2 separate regions of the Homo sapiens genome follow, and region 1 is linked to region 2. Evidence: chromatin loops called from intact Hi-C (ENCODE). Cell type or tissue: IMR-90. All regions are shown on one strand.

Region 1 (8,000 bases), 430 kb before region 2:
TTTGTAGAGATGACAGATGGGGTTTTACCATGTTACCCAGGCTGGTCTCAAACTCTGGGCTCAAGGGAGCTGCCCGCCGCAGTCTCCTGAAGTGCTGGGATTACAGGCATGAGCCACTGCACCCGGCCAGGAAAGCGAACATTTTTAGTGTATTTGTTTTCTGTTGTGGTATCCCTGGTGACAAACATTGTTTGGCATATAGTATATCTGGGTAAAGTTTTATTCTAGATAGGTTGTGCCAATTTATAGTTCTATCAGCAGCGTAAGACCGTATTTTGCCATATCCTCCCCTAGCAATGTTTTTTTTTTTCTTTTTGCTGATTGTTAAATAAAAAGAGTAACTTATTTTAATCTGATGTGTTTGGATCCCTAACTGGTCATGTATACTTCTTTTAAAAAATAGCTTGCTGTTCTTTATCAATGCTTCTACGTCATCTTCCTTGTATTAGAAAATAAATTTTACTGTCCAGGCTTATTAACATTCTGTCAATCATGTATGTTGCAAATATTTTCCCTAGCGAATTCCTACAAATTAAAAAAAATTGTACAGAAATACACATCTAAATAATCAAGTCTATCAGCCTTAATATGTTGCAATTTAAGAAAATATGAAATCCTAAAATATCGGTTCTTCCAAAATTAATTTATAAATGTAATGTAATTAGAATCTCAACAGCTTTTCTTGAATTTGGACAAAGCGATCTTAAAGTTCACCCAGTAGACTAAATGTCTATGAATGGCTAGGGAAACTACCAAAAAGATCAACTTCCAAGATGATACAGTGAATATCATAGGTAGGTAGGCATGAGTGGGGCAGGAGAGGGCTCTAGAAATGTCAGATGATGGTTTGACAATTATCACACTGCCTCACTAAAAGTGATATTGGCAGCCGGCGCCAGGGAGAACCCATTTCCTGATGGTCCACACCTGCTGCACTAAAGTGTTAACTGAATGCAAGCGCCAGGGAGACGCAACTTCCCAGGCATGGGCAGTAAGTAACAAAATGGTGGAGTATGACCTTCGGGGGGCACTCCACTGGAAAACAGAGGGAAGCCTCAGATGGACGTGTGTACGAATTCCTAAACACACTGCACGTGTTCACCTACCAAGGGTAAGGAGGGCACCACACATAGGGGCAGCACACCCTAAGGGAAGAATCATGGGAAAGGGGCAAGCCTATGAAGTCCTAGGGTCAGAGTTAAACACTGCACTTGTTTTCCAAGTTGCCCACCTGGATCTCTTTCAAGTGTTTCTTCCCTGTTCTAAAGCCTTTTTAATAAACTTCCACTCCTGCTCTGAAACTTGCCTTGGTCTCTTTTTTTCTTTATGCTCCTCAGTTGAATTCTTTCTTCTGAGGAGGCAAGAATTGAGGTTACTGCAGACCCATACAGATATACTACTGGTAACTCAGATATATGCCACCAGTAACAGGAGGACCTCGATGAACTTGCTCTCCCACAAAAATGAAAGTACTATTAAAACAACTAAAGTTAAACATTTTAAAACTCTGGAGAATGACCAAGCCACTAACAAGATGAAAAATCATCTACCCAATAGATACTACTGAACTTCAGTAACATGAGGGGTTCGGGGACAGGGGACTGTGGTATTTTTAAGGAAGGTCTATTTCTATCCCCTAGCTACCCAGCTCAGTGGTAGGCTAGCCATGAAAATGCAGTAGTATCAGCCAACAGAGAGGACTGAAGTTTTCTTGGAGCTCTGTTAAAACCACTTTTGCTACAGCACAATCAACATTTTGTGTGAACCTGCAGCTCCCTGGAACTCTATTCCCAAAGTGCTGTGGCTGTCTCATTTGACACAGACCTCAAATATGGGAGACAAAAATCCCTACCCCCAGGGCATTCCAGAACAATAGCAATCTGTTGGAAGTATTACAGCTGCCTAAGGCTGTAGTTTCAGTTGAGGCAAATGGAACTCAGGCAGAAATTTAAAAGAAAAGCTCCGAGAACTAGACACATTCATGGCGGTCTAAAAGGCTGCCTGCCCAGGAAAGAGTGAGGAAAGGAGAAGGCCCCAGTCACTCATTTCTGGCCGACTTTGAGATCCTGAGCAAACAGGAAGAAAAAAAAAAAGTAAAATGACTCATAACACCTATCACTGGCAAGGACACTGGAAAAGGGATACTCATACATGGCTGGTAGAAATCTGAAGAATATAGCTTTTTTTGAAAAATGGTTTGAGAACATTTATTAGAAATAATAAAACTTCAATATTTCGGGGTGGAAATTGTACTCTGAAGTATTTATTCCATAGAAACAAAAGGACCAATTCCTATGGCATATGTACAAAGATGGTAGCTGCAGCATAATTTGCAATGTTTAAGAAATGAAAACAAAGGGAATGCCCATTAATTTGAAATAGCTGAATAAGTTGTGATACAAACAACTGGCTCTGACACAGCCATTAACATAAAAGAAATGCCAGAACATTTGGAGGAATCTTCCTAAAGTACAGTGATTAAGATGCAAAAAAGGAGTTACAAACAATCCAGTTCCACTCTTTAAAAGTTACTTTAAAATGTACAGGCCGGGCGCGGTGGCTCACGCCTGTAATCCCAGCACTTTGGGAGGCCGAGGCGGGCGGATCACGAGGTCAGGAGATCGAGACCATCCCGGCTAAAACGGTGAAACCCCGTCTCTACTAAAAATACAAAAAATTAGCCGGGCGTAGTGGCGGGCGCCTGTAGTCCCAGCTACTTGGGAGGCTGAGGCAGGAGAATGGCATGAACCCGGGAGGCGGAGCTTGCAGTGAGCCGAGATCCCGCCACTGCACTCCAGCCTGGGCGACAGAGCGAGACTCCGTCTCAAAAAAAAAAAAAAAAAAAAAAAAAATGTACAATTAAGTTATTATTGAACTATAGTCACCCTATTGTAACTCAAACGATAAATGTTTGAGGGGATTAATACCCCATTCTCTATGATGTGCTTATTTCACACTGTATGCCTGTATCAAAATATCTCATGTACCTCATAAATATATATATCTAGTATGTACTCACAAAAATTTTAAAAAATTTTAAAGATGCAAAAACACTAACATAATCCTAATTTTTGTAAAACAATGATCAGAAAAATAATCTCATGTTTATTTGTGTGTATGTGTTAATACACATGATTTTAGAAATACCTATATTTTAGAAGAATATCTGTAAGATTTTTGACATAGCTTACCTGGTGGGACAAGAAAGGAGATTGGGCTGCTAACATGGGAAAAGGCTGAGGGAGAAGGAACTGGTATGATAGGATCTCATTTATGTATAATGATACATGTGTATGAAAAAAACTATCCGTCTTTTTGGTCCCTCCCCTCTTTGGTTTTACGCTTGGAAAGTTCTTCCCCACACCAAAATCACATAAATCTGCTTTTTCTTATAATTTAGAATAGATTCATTTATTACATTAATTATTTTCTGATGTGTATTTTGATACAGGGAAGACATTTTCCTCTTAATAATTAATAAGCTATCAATCATCTGAGTGCTAGTTTAATAGCTCTACTGAGCTATAACTGCTAAACAAAAGTACACTACTTAAAGTGTACAATCAGATGAGTTTTGACATAAATATTTACTTGCCAGCTCAATTTATTGAACCATCATTCTCTCCTCACTAGTATGAAATATCACCCATATTAAATTTTTATAAATATATACTTGTACACTGACTGGTAATGGAACATTGAATCCTGTCTTAATTTAAGATCCTAGAGAATAATCCCTTTCCCCTCCTTATGAAGAAATGGTTGTACAGGGAATCTTGAATCTCTAGCAGCCCAATTTACAGGAACCAAGAAGTGACAGAAGTGACCAAGGAACTGGAAAGAACTGCCAGAAGAAAGGAAAGGATTGTTGAGGTGGGAGAGAGAATTGCAAGGAAAATAAAAGGTATCGAAAAAAGGAGGCTTAAATCTGAAAAGTAGTCCCTTGTGTTATACAAGGAATAAATTAAGAACTTCAACCTCTATTCCAATCTATATAGAGATGTATATGACCTTTCAGTAAAAAATTTAAATGTTTGCTCTGAAGAAGGTCAGCTGGCTTTTATCCTCTTTCTACCATGCAGAGTTCTAGTGGGAGAGTCAGGCTGACAGAATTTAGAATTATAGACACAAATTTTACATTTAGGTTCAAACATGATTTTGTTTTATGAAGTGAAACAATTATTCAGAAATAACTCCTTTAACTTACTTCAATATTCAACATCAATCTTTCAGAGGTTGGAACAAATTCTAAAGGACATTAGATGGTATTTGCTAAACGCTTCCAAGCCTGAGCTTCTATATCTTGCAAAAAACCTGGCTAGGTACAAAATTCTTAACTTTCTTCTTGCTCAATAGTCCCTTGATATTGCTCTATTGTGTTCTAACATTCAGACTTACAAGTCTAAGTCAGTCTGATTTCTATTCCTTTAGAAGTTAACTTTTACTTCTGTCCCTCTGAGAGGATGTTAATAGAGTAGTTTCATTTTCTCTGTAAATGAAAAATGTTGCAGTGTTTAGAGTGATCATCCTGTATTAATTTTGCTTGAAAAAAACCCAACAAATCCTTGGTCTGCATATTCTGATATCTTTCCAACCAAGATGTTTTAAATAATGTCTCTGATTACTGCTTATGGTCTAGATAGGTTTATTTATTCATCTATAATTCTAGGCTAAGCATTTTCTAAATCAAATCAAATAATAAGGTACTACCCATGATTTTAAGCACATATAAATGGAAAGACATTTAGGGGATTTCACCACTAGGTGTCATTTTACTTCTTAAATGCTATGCCACCAGAGGAACAAAAATACGTGCTTGTTCTTTTAACTATCCGTGAACTACCTTGACCAGTCAGTTAAAAGATCTGATTAATTATAAAACCTCACTTAATAACTCACATAAACTTCCATGCCACATCTGATTTCTCCTTCTTACTATGGCCTATTTCCCCACCCCTCAAACCACCAAGCCTCAAATAATTGGTTTAAGTCCTATTGATTCTAATTCCAGAATTTCATTCATACATGTCCATTTCTTCCCATTTCCTCTAATAAAATCTCCATTATTTATTAATGCAAAGCTTCCTAATTAGCCACCCTCTTCTGCCTCCAGCCCACCTGATGTACTATCATTAAAGTGATATTTTTAAGATGTAAACTTAATGCTTCTCACTAAAAACTCAATTACTAGGTCTCCATTATGAAGTTCAAACTTTTTATCATACTTTGATATATAATCTTGCCTCTGTACATGGTTCTGTTTTCACTTCCTGCTACTTGCCCAAAGGCGTTTTAAACTCTGGTCATATTAAACTATTAGCAGTTTTCCAAGAACACCCCACTTTTGTTTATGTCTTTGTGCCTTTGTGCCTTCTAAGATAACTTTGCCCTGCTCTTTGCTACCTTATACCACCAGTATCATCCTTTAAGACCAAGTTCATATACCCTGAATTTGTGAAATAGTCCAACACCTTTTACCCAAAACCAGTCACCACTTATTTGTTTCCATATCATGTTATACATGCCTTTATCAGCACTTATCACAATGTATTATATTTATCAGTTTATAGATCATTTTTATTCACTTGATGATGAGCTCTTCAGGACAGTATATTTTCAGTATTTAATCTCTGGTAGGTAGGAGGTGCTCAATGTTTATTCAATGAATAAAGATTCATTTAAAATGAATAAAGATTACTGACAAAAACAGTTGCTTTCTAAAGTTTTAATTTTGCCAGTTAGGATGAGGAACATATTTTAAGTGTTATGCTTGTTACACTGCAGTTATGTTCTCAGTCTAGCGTGGCTATCCAATAGGGTAGCCGTAAGTCTACCGTGCACTCAAAATGCACGGACAGCGGGACACGTAAAATGTATCTAGTCCAAGTTAAGATGTGCTAAATACACACTAGATTTCAAAGATTTAGTACAAAAAAAGAATAAAATATCTCAATTTTATACGTTGATTACATCATGAACTAATAGTTTGCATATTTGGGATTAAAGAATATGTTATTAAAATTAGTTTTACCTGTTTCTTTTTACTGTTTTTAACATGGTTACTAGCAAATTTAGAATCACACACGCAGCTCACGTTACCTTTCTATTGGACAGTGATGTTCTAGAAAATAAAAAGACAAACTGAAGAGCCACATTGCTAATAATACTAGTCTGCAATGGGGAGGAGGGTTGTTCCCTCCTAAATGAGTGTACAAAGTTGATTTACGGCTGGACTTGGACCCCTGAACATCTGTTTTTTTACTTTTGGCCAAGAAAAGGACAGTGGGATTTATGATGTGTTGTTTAAGGCCCAAAACTTCCCTGGTAACCACCAGTGTATAGTTTTGCTGCAGGTTGGCAAACGGCCTAGTTGATTTATTAGCAAGACTGGCTTGATCATTACAAGGGCCTTCCTGAGAGTTTCTCTGGAGCTCTTCAGAAGCCAGATCTTGGTGACTCGAGGTGGACTCAGCACAATCCTCGTGTGTAAGTGCTCACTGGGAGCTCACATAGGGGAGGGATGTTTCAGAATACCTGCCTGCATTCTCTTTCTCCTCCTGTATCATATCCTTCGCCTTTAAATCATGGTCTTGTTTGAGTATGCTCTGTGGAGTCTGGTAAGTCTTTTCAAATACATAAACTGGGGAAAGGTTTGTGATGAATCATAAGGAACTGAGGTATAATTTTATTATTTACTGAATGTTTTAGATTTCAGGTGAATCTTAAAAGCAGATTAATGGAATTCTTTACACGTCTCATCCTTAACATATTAAGCTGACGTACTTAGGTGAATTTGAATTTTATTTTTCCCTCAGTGACCTTCAACAGAATAAAAGTTCCCCAATCTTGGTTTACTTTTTGATAAGTAGATTGATTACATTGATGAATAAGCTTCAGAAACTAAATTTAAAATATCATTTCCTATAATAAAAATCTATGGGTTTTGACTGTCTAGCACAAGCTTGTCCAACCCATGGCCTGCAGGCCACATGTAGCCCAGGACAGCTTTGAATGTGGCCCAACACAAATTAGAAAATTTTCTTAAAACATTATGACATTTTTTTTTTTTAGCTCATCAGCTATCATTAGTGTTAGTGTATTTTATGCGTGGTCCTAGATAATTCTCCTCCTTCTAATATAGGAAGGCACCCCTGGTCTAGCACCTCCATTTCCTTAGGAAACCATCTGATTCTGGTAAAGCTGACAATCACAGAAAATCTTACTCTGCAACACATCACCCTCAACCCTGCGCTACAGGGGAGGTCCTGTGAGGCCCTGGCCCAGGAAATTACAAAACCAAGATGAGTGCTTCAGGGTAAGAATCTGAGCCATGCCAATACTGTCGAAGTTATTCCCTCCTAAGTAATGAAACCCTATCTGCCATGGGAGAGAAACAAGCCAAAAGAGAAACAGCTTACTCCTAGATGTACCATACAGAGATGCAGAATCTATGGCCCACTGAAAGGAAATAACCGCAGAGTCATTATATGGAACCAAATCCTGCTTAATTTTCACATATTCACTAAACTTTGTAGCTTAAAAATCCTGTTCAATCTTGCCATTTTACAAGTAATAAAGCTTAAGTCTCAGAGAAAAGGAATCTCCACAAGGTATTTCACACATAGCACTTACAATTAGATTACAGGTTGTCTGACTGCCAGGGAAATGTTTGAGACTCATAAAAGTGAGATTAAAGGGACCTATCACCTTTTGTTTGTTTTTGGTAGTCAAAAATAACCTGTTGAATCTTAAAGTGAAGAAAAATGCTCATCTTTAATTCAGTATTTCTAAAACTTCTTTCACTATGACATACCTTTTCCACCAAACGAATCATAAATATAAGAAAAACTAGTCTTTGTGGAATATATTTTGGGGGTTCACTAATCCATTCTACCAAGTAAATAACAAGTTCCACACCTACACTTCCTAGAGCCATATATGAATAGCACATCATAATTTCCGGGTAATTTCACTTCCATTTTGATTATTTGAACCACAGC
Region 2 (8,000 bases):
AGGAAAGCTGGATTGCTCTGCAGTGAGTGAAACGTGGAAAGGCCTTTCCCCACCAAGCAGTAGGCCAAATTGTAACAGTAAGATGTATTTGAAATAAAATGGTTCATAGATCAGAGGTGATCCTGTCTTTTTTAAAGCGTGAAAGTGTTCCTTCTGCAGAATGAGGCTCAAAAGAGGAACATGAATAATTTGATATTTATTATGTTATGATCTGCTTTAATCCATTATATATATGAAATAGTGTGTGTGTGTGTGTATATATATATATGTATAGATGATACAGAAATATGATTCTTTAAAAGGCTACATATTTAATATGCTTTCACTCTTAGCCCAGAGCAAAGCTGGTTTCTTCCTGCAGATAAATCATCCCCAGCTCTGGAGTTCTATATAGTTGACTTTAAATAGTCACTTGGTCTCAGATTTTGCTGGATTTCCAGTGTGATAGATGAAAGGATGCTGCACTTCTTACTCAACTACATCTCCTCTTTTACATTTCAGGCCATACCTTTCCATTAATTAATGCATACTGTCGTCAGCTCAGTCTTCCATCTTCTTTAATCATTTCAGCACCTGATCCACAATTTTGCTTCCCACACCACCTCTGACAACATCCTTGTACTGGTCAAGTTTATGAGCATTCTGGCACCTTACCATTTAACACATAACACCCTGTGTTGGTAAATATATTTTTATCTCCCTGCACATCGAAGTATAACTTGGCATTTCCCATACAGAAACCATAATGATGCACTGCAAATAACTCAAGCTTCACAAATATTTGCTCTGACCCAATGTGTGGCAGGGCAATTTTAATCCCGGATTCACCATCCTTACCATTCCCACCACCTTTAATCCTCTCTAGAGTCCAGCATCTACCAAGGCTGTGCTAGTAGAAGAGGGCTTTTGAAATGTAATCAGGCTGGGAAGAAAATGCACTTTTATTTTAGGAAAATTCAGGAGAAATTGGCAGGAAGCTAATCTCAGTGCAGCATGTCTGCTTATCCCTTTTTCTCTCCTGCAGAGGCCAGTTCACTATGAGGGCTCTGCTGTCCTTGCCAGCCTTCAAGCAATCAACGGCTCTTGTCCAGCAGTGGCTCAAACTCCTGGCCATTCACCCCAGGGACAGAAGCCAGTGGAGGGAGCAGTCATTGTTATTTACTTTTCATTGGCAGGTGGTGACCAGATGGATATAAACGGGCTGTGGAAAAAGAGAATGCATGGCCAAAAATGGTGGTGCTCTCTGTCCAAAAACTGAGGCCCTATGACCATGAATGAAGCCAGAGGGCAGGTAGGAATAGGTAAGAGAAGTTATTTCCAAATCACCATCCCCCTTTAGACTTTGAATGTTTTGAGTGTTTCATTAAATAGTGTTACAAGTCCTCTAAGATTCCACATAAACGTTTAGCCAGCCAACAGTTAAGTCTGTACCTCCCAAGGCAAGTGATGAATGTTGAGATTATAATTGTGAATGGCATAATCTCAAGGTCTAGGTGAAGTACAACATTGAACGGAAAAGGACTAAAAGAGGAAAAGAAGACATTTCCAGAAGAAGGTGCCAAAGTAGGGCTCCAGGCCAATTTGTTGAAAGCCAATTTGTTAAAATTAACTTGATGAATGACCAATTTACTGACTCATTGAGGGTTTTTGCTTATGTTTTAGTTTAATTCCTGCGCCTGCTTCTGAACATGACCCTGCCTCTGTAACAAAATAGTCTGGGCCAACTTCACAGACAGGGACAGGGAAAGTATAGGGTGAAGAGGAAAAGAAAATCTTCTAAACATCCTTACAATCTCACAAATTGGACATTTGGCAAATTGTTTTTCAGTCAATTGACTTGCTTCCCCAAAGCACAGCTATCTTCTAATTGTCTCTGTTTTCTAGCACAGGTTCCTGCTGCTTTCACATGCAGGTAAAATAAGGAGGGATGACATTCCCAAGAGCACGCACATATGCACACCACAAGGTGACATGTGCAAACCTGTGTCCACAACCCACTTCCTGGGTTTCTGTACAAGGTGAAGAAAGCCTTCTCAGAAGTCATCCCCTTCCTTCATGCTACAATTTTGCCTTATGTTAGGCTACCTTGGGAAAAAAAAATCACCAGAATTCTGGTGCTCAGTAGGGCTTTTAGTCATCATAATTGAGTAATCAGATTGAAGACTAATTCCAACCTGGATCCCCTCTCTAATTTTCTTGGCTGTAAATCTATTCAGGCCGCTGTAAAAACAAAACAAAACATACATTGGGTGGCTTATAAACACAGAAAGTTATTTCTCACGGATCTGGAGGCTGGAAAGTTTAAAATGAAGGTGCTGGCAGAATTGATGTCAGGTGAGGGCTCACTTCATGGCTCATAGACAGCTGTCTTCTCACTGTGTCCTCAGCCAGTAGCTGGCAAGGGAGCACTTGGGGGCCTCTTTTAGAAGGGCACTAATCCCATTCATGGGGGCTCCACTCTTGTGACCTGATTACCTCCCAGCCTTACCTCCTGATACCATCACATTGAAGATTAGATTTCAACGTATGGATTTTGGGAGAACAGAAACAGTCCACTGCAGGTCCGGAGTGCCTATAAAAGCATCGGTCTATGCAAGGGACATTGTTTCATCAAGTCTTAAATATTTTCACTGCTACACTCTACCGCTACAGTTCCCTGGTTTCTTTAGCTGTTACTCACTCTTATTCTTTGTTGCTTATATCAAAATTGAAGACCTTTGGAAAGATCCTTAAAGGAGTCTGAAAAATTCAAGAGAAAAACACACAAGAATGCAAATTAGAACAACAATAAAATACTATTTGCAACCTATAAAATTGTCAAAGCACATGAAAAGGAACTCTACTGGTATTGGCTCCTAACCATTGGTGAAAACGCAAATTGGCTCGGTGCTTCTAGAAGACCATTTGCAAATACATGCTGAGTAGCTTTAAATATCCACTGATCTTCAATTTTTCTTTTAGAGATTTTTCCCAAGGAAATAGAAATGTATGTAAAAGTTATTGACCTAGTGATGTTTACAATAGAAAAACAGAAAAAAATAGTGAAAATAGCTTTAATATCCATCCTTATTAAATTAACTGAATGTATTTTGTTACATTTATATGACACATGATAAACACTGCGCAAATATTTAAAATTATCAAAATATTTTAAGTAAAGAAAACAATAGATTGTTAATCTATGTATAATACTATAACACTTTCTAGTATAGCATATAGAATATTAGAAAAAGATCCTTACTTGATATACTAAATTAAATAACAATTATTGCTTGGCTAAGAGATTGTAAGTGCAGTTTATGCTTTTTCTTCTAGATCTATATTTTCCAGATTTTTAAGTTAACATGTCTTCAGTGAAGGAAGCCTGGTTTTGAATTCTTATAATTCTTTTAAAAATAACTTCATAATTTTTCTTTTAACAAAATTAAGAAAGCAAAGGGATTAAAAAAGCAGCCTTATTTACCAGAAATAATCCCATTGTACCTTTTCTCTCCCTGTTAAGCACAAATCTTCTCTAGAATACAGAAATATTCTAGAGATCACTGACGCATTTGAGGGAAATTGAAAACAAAACGAAACAGAACAAACAGAAGCCTTAAACAGTAAAATAACAGCAAGATGAAACTGATTTAAGACAATCAAATAACATCGTTTCCTGTTCATTCTCCAAACACAAGCTTTCTCTCGCTTTGACAGGTAGAATGAATCTGGGAAGGGATTGGTGTCCTCTCCTCTTCCCTCCTTCCGTCCCTTTCTCCCTGGCTCCCTTTTAAAAGCAAGTTGCATTGAACACAGCAGGGAGGTCTGATGGGAGGCACTGGTGGGGCTCCTTGCTGCAGGATGAGAGGATGAAACACACACAGCAGGGGAACATACACAATCAGCATCAAACCCCTAGCACCGGGAAGGCATAGAGGGGCTGTTCAGAAAAGGGTGCCTATGATGACTATTATTATTTAGTCTTAAAAAAACAAAAATCAGGGCAGCCCCTTTTGGAAAACAAACATGAGCACTGAACCAGTGTCACTGGGTTCACCGGCAGCTGCCAGCTGCACGCAGCGCAAGTCAACCAGAAACTCAACTAAGCAGTTTCCAGGATTTCATGGGAAGGATGACGATTCCTGAGAGTCCTTGCTCGCCTCTGGGGAAATGGGCCACTTGGGCCCCAGATGTGCGGGTCTTTTCCGGACTCAGGCCTGCGTCAGCATCCTTGGCCCGCGAGCCTGCGCCCTCATCGTTGCGTAAGAGTCTGTGCGGCCTCGCAGCCCGCGCGCTTGTCATCGGCGCCCCCTGCTGGACACACAGAGAAATGGCGCCTTCGCAGCCATCTGCTTGCCCCAGTCTGTCTCCACTTTTAGGACATTATTTTCTCCCTGTGCCACCATGAGAGGGGAATTTTCTACAGAGAAGGAAAAGAAATAAATCTTACCGCTGGAGCACAAAGCATACCCTGGAGCCCCAGCCAATATATGATTTCCATGGGAGGAAGGGCTGATTCTCAGCAGTTTATTCACACGGGCTCCAGTCCTTTTCTTACACCCGTGCACCTGCAGGACAGAGAGGCCAGGCCTCAGCCTGACAAAGCAGAGAAGGGGACCAGATAGGATTTCTCAGTGCTTGGAGGAATGTGAAGGGGCAGGGCTTGCAGTCCTCTCATGATTTTAACTCTACATCCTGTCACAGAAGCAGAAAGACCCGGAGAAGGCCGGGATGTCCTCAATTTCCTTCTTTTCTGCTTACTCCTTTAAACATCTCAGCAACCGCCTGTCACATCTCCAGAATTACATCGGCCTCCCTTGAAGTGTAAGCTATTACCCTCACCTAGCCATACAGATTTTATTTTATTTTATTTATTTTTTATTGTACTTTAAGTGTTAGGGTACATGTGCAGAACGTGAAGGTTTGTTACATAGATATGCATGTGCCATGTTGGTTTGCTGCACCCATCAACTCATCATTTACATTAGGTGTTTCTCCTAACGCTATCCCTCCCCCAGTCCCCCACTCCCCAACAGGCCCCGGTGTGCGATGTTCCCTTCCCTGTGTCCATGTGTTCTCATTGTTCAACTCCCACTTACGAGTGAGAACATGCGGTGTTCGGTTTTCTGTTCTTGTGATATTTTGCTGAGAATGATGGTTTCCAGCTTCATCCGTGTCCCTGCAAAGGACATGAACTCCTCCTTTTTTATAGCCATACAAATTTTAGAGACATTTAGACCTGCCTCAAAATCTTCTCTGCCCAAGCGTTGGGACTCCTGAGCTTGGGTGGGCGGCAGCCGCACAGTTTCTCAAAATGCACACTCCCTCGAGAAAGGTGGTACCATTATTGTTCAGCTGAGAGAAAGTTAGTCATGCTACCGTCTTCTCTTTGCTCAGTTTGAGTCAGATGTGCCACATCTCTCGCCTGAGCAGTGGCTAAATTTGTGGTCAATGGGGCTGAGCAGAGATAGAAGGGCTGTCAGTCCTGTGCAGGCCAAGGGTGCAGGCCTGCTGGGAGGCTTTCCTGAGAGCAGTCCCTCTGAAGTGTTCAGGATAGCCTTGCCTTTTCATTTTAATCCATGTTATTCGTGCCCTCATCTCCTCATGGTCCTCAGTCTTAGCTGCACTTTCAGATCACCCAGGAATCTTTTAAAAATCACTGATGCTCAGGAGCTGCCCCAGACTCATTCATTTGGAATCTCTGGAGATGGGGCCAGGGCAATGCATCTTTTTTTTTTTCTTTTTTGAAGATTCTCAGGTGACTATAATCATAAGCCGAGACAGAACCACTGACTTCATCTCTGTCTCCCCCAGCTTGTAGGGTGTGACCTTACAAAAGGAGGAACTCAGTAATGAATTCTGATGAATGAATGAGTGAGTGACTGTATGAATGGATGAATGAAGACTGAGAAGGGAAAAACACAGATGAATAATCCTTTATGACAAATATAGAAAACAATTGTGATTAATGAATTAATTACTAACTAAAAGTTAGCCATACAATAAAAGCAGTCACCAAACTAGAGGTGGACCACTCAGTGGATAGGCTGAAGGGGATGAGCCAAGGTATCCAACATTGATGGGAAAATGCTTCAAAGGGACCTGTGTTTACTGTTGGAACTGGTCTGGTAAAATTCTCCCTTTGGAAGACAGAAGGACAGGGAGGAGGCAGAGAGTGGGGAAGTAGTTGAACTCATGTAGCTGACTAAGAAGAGGATGGCAGTGTTGCCCCTGTTTCAGGGAGTCAGGCCCACAGAGGCCCTTGCTGTGCACACAGAGGTCCTTGCTGTGCACACAGAGCATATGGAACTCAGAGTTCCCTGGGGTGACTGAGGCAGAGACCAAGTTGCGATGTACTTGCAGAAAGCAGGACACAAACCCACCTAAGAGGCTCAGGAACAAGAATACATATGTGAGAAGTCTAGGCAAGTCCAGTCTCTCACTCTAACTAGAAGGTGAACTCTTTGAGACCAGAAATAATATCTTTCTCAGACCTTTTCTGAAAAGTTTCTATTTCTCCAAGTATATGGGAAGAGACTGGCTTCTAAAATAAGTGTAAGCAAGAAGGGAACCAACAGAAAAATGAAGGACAGTGTATTAATCAGGATTCTCCAGAGGGACAGGACTAATAAGATAGATGTATATATGAATGGGAGTTTATTAAGGAGTATTGACTCACATGATCACAAGGTGAAGTCCCACAGTAGGCCATCTGCAAGCTGAGGAGCAAGGAAGCCAGTCCGAGTCCCAAAACCTCAAAAGCAGGGAAGCCTGCAGTGCAGCCTTCAGTATGTGGCCAAAGGCCTTAGAGCCCCTGGCAAACCACTGGTGTAAGTCTAAGAGTCCAAAAGCTGAAGAACTTGGAGTCCAGTGTTTGAGGGTAGGAAGCATCCAGCATGGGAGAAAGATGAAGGCCAGAAGACTCAGCAAGTCAAGTCCTTCCGCGTTCCTCTGTCTGCTTTTATCCTAGCCGTGCTGGCAGCTGATTAGATGGTGTCCACCCAGATTGAGGGTGAGTCGGCCTCTCCCAGTCCACTGACTCAAATGTTAATTTCCTTTGGCAACACCCTCACAGACACACCCAGGAACAATACTTTGCATCCTTCAATCCAATCAAGTTGACACTCAAATATTAACCAACACAGATAGAATGCAAATTCAATGAGTTTGCAAATTGGTATAAGATTCATACAGTGAAACGTGGTAACCATCTGGGCCAGGATATGGCTATAAAGAAGCCAAGTGATTAAGTCATGCCCAGAAGGAAAATCAGTCACAGGGTAGGACTAGGTTGGCTCTCAAGGAATTCTATCTCCAGGATTTCAGCTCATCAATTTTCACAGACAACTAGCATGGTTTCTTTCCTCATTATTAGAGTCTCCATATTCAAAATAGAATTAATAACAGAGCTTCCCCCCAAAGCTGGCACAAAGCAATATATCTTATTGCCCACTACACAAAGGTTTGCTTTCTAATTCTAAAGATCCAAATCTCTCCCTAGCTAACGTTTCAAATACAGCTGGTTTACTTACTGCTTTGGATTTGTCAGATAAAGGCTAAAGTTCTGGAAGACAGTTATTTTTCTACCCTGGGGGATGCTAGGGACTTTTGATGAGGTCTTAGATACTCACACATATCCTTTCATTTGCCATAAATTATTAGCCTGGTTCAGTCTAATTATTACATAATTCTTCCACTGTTATAATACAAATTCTGGATGCTCATATGATGCCAAGCTTCTTCCTTCCCCTAGCATTGGCCTAACCAGGCCCAAGAGACTGGCGGGGAGGTTGGAGGCACAGTTGGCTTTCTCCCTACTTCCTGGCTACACATCTTTCCTAACTTGATGGTTACTTTATAAAAATTCCTCTGGAATTAGGTCCAGAGTGACAGATGAATCTGGAGAAAGCGTGCAGGGTTAGAGGCTGGTACACATGTCATCCAGTGCTGGTGCCCTCTGGCCAACTAGATGGTCAAAGCTCTCCTGTCGGATGTTGGTTGTGAATCTTTGGTGGTCCTTG

The links. Peaks named below come from ENCODE experiments on the same cell type or tissue, not always from the same donor. Only the 100,000 strongest peaks of a DNase experiment are listed, where the experiment ranks them.
Region 1: it touches region 2 in a loop (5-fold over the local background); 83 of 110 quality-filtered maps call a loop at or near these places.

Annotation. Positions count from the first base shown.
Region 1 is chr6:147,282,047-147,290,046 of GRCh38, reverse strand. The region is part of intron 8 of STXBP5 (syntaxin binding protein 5); the gene reads right to left. Among named protein-coding and RNA genes, the nearest start is that of STXBP5-AS1, 81 kb to the right of the region's middle. In IMR-90, a CTCF peak has its summit at 4,770 (motif pointing right); DNase peaks (open chromatin) are centred at 2,076, 4,776 and 6,386.
Region 2 is chr6:146,853,919-146,861,918 of GRCh38, reverse strand. It overlaps STXBP5-AS1 (STXBP5 antisense RNA 1), which reads left to right. Exons shown (of 11, transcript NR_034115.1): 8 at 1,176-1,301. Among named protein-coding and RNA genes, the nearest start is that of ADGB, 260 kb to the right of the region's middle. RefSeq lists an enhancer at 3,988-4,147. In IMR-90, a CTCF peak has its summit at 4,287 (motif pointing left); a DNase peak (open chromatin) is centred at 4,188; H3K4me3 peaks cover 220 bases; H3K27ac peaks cover 653 bases.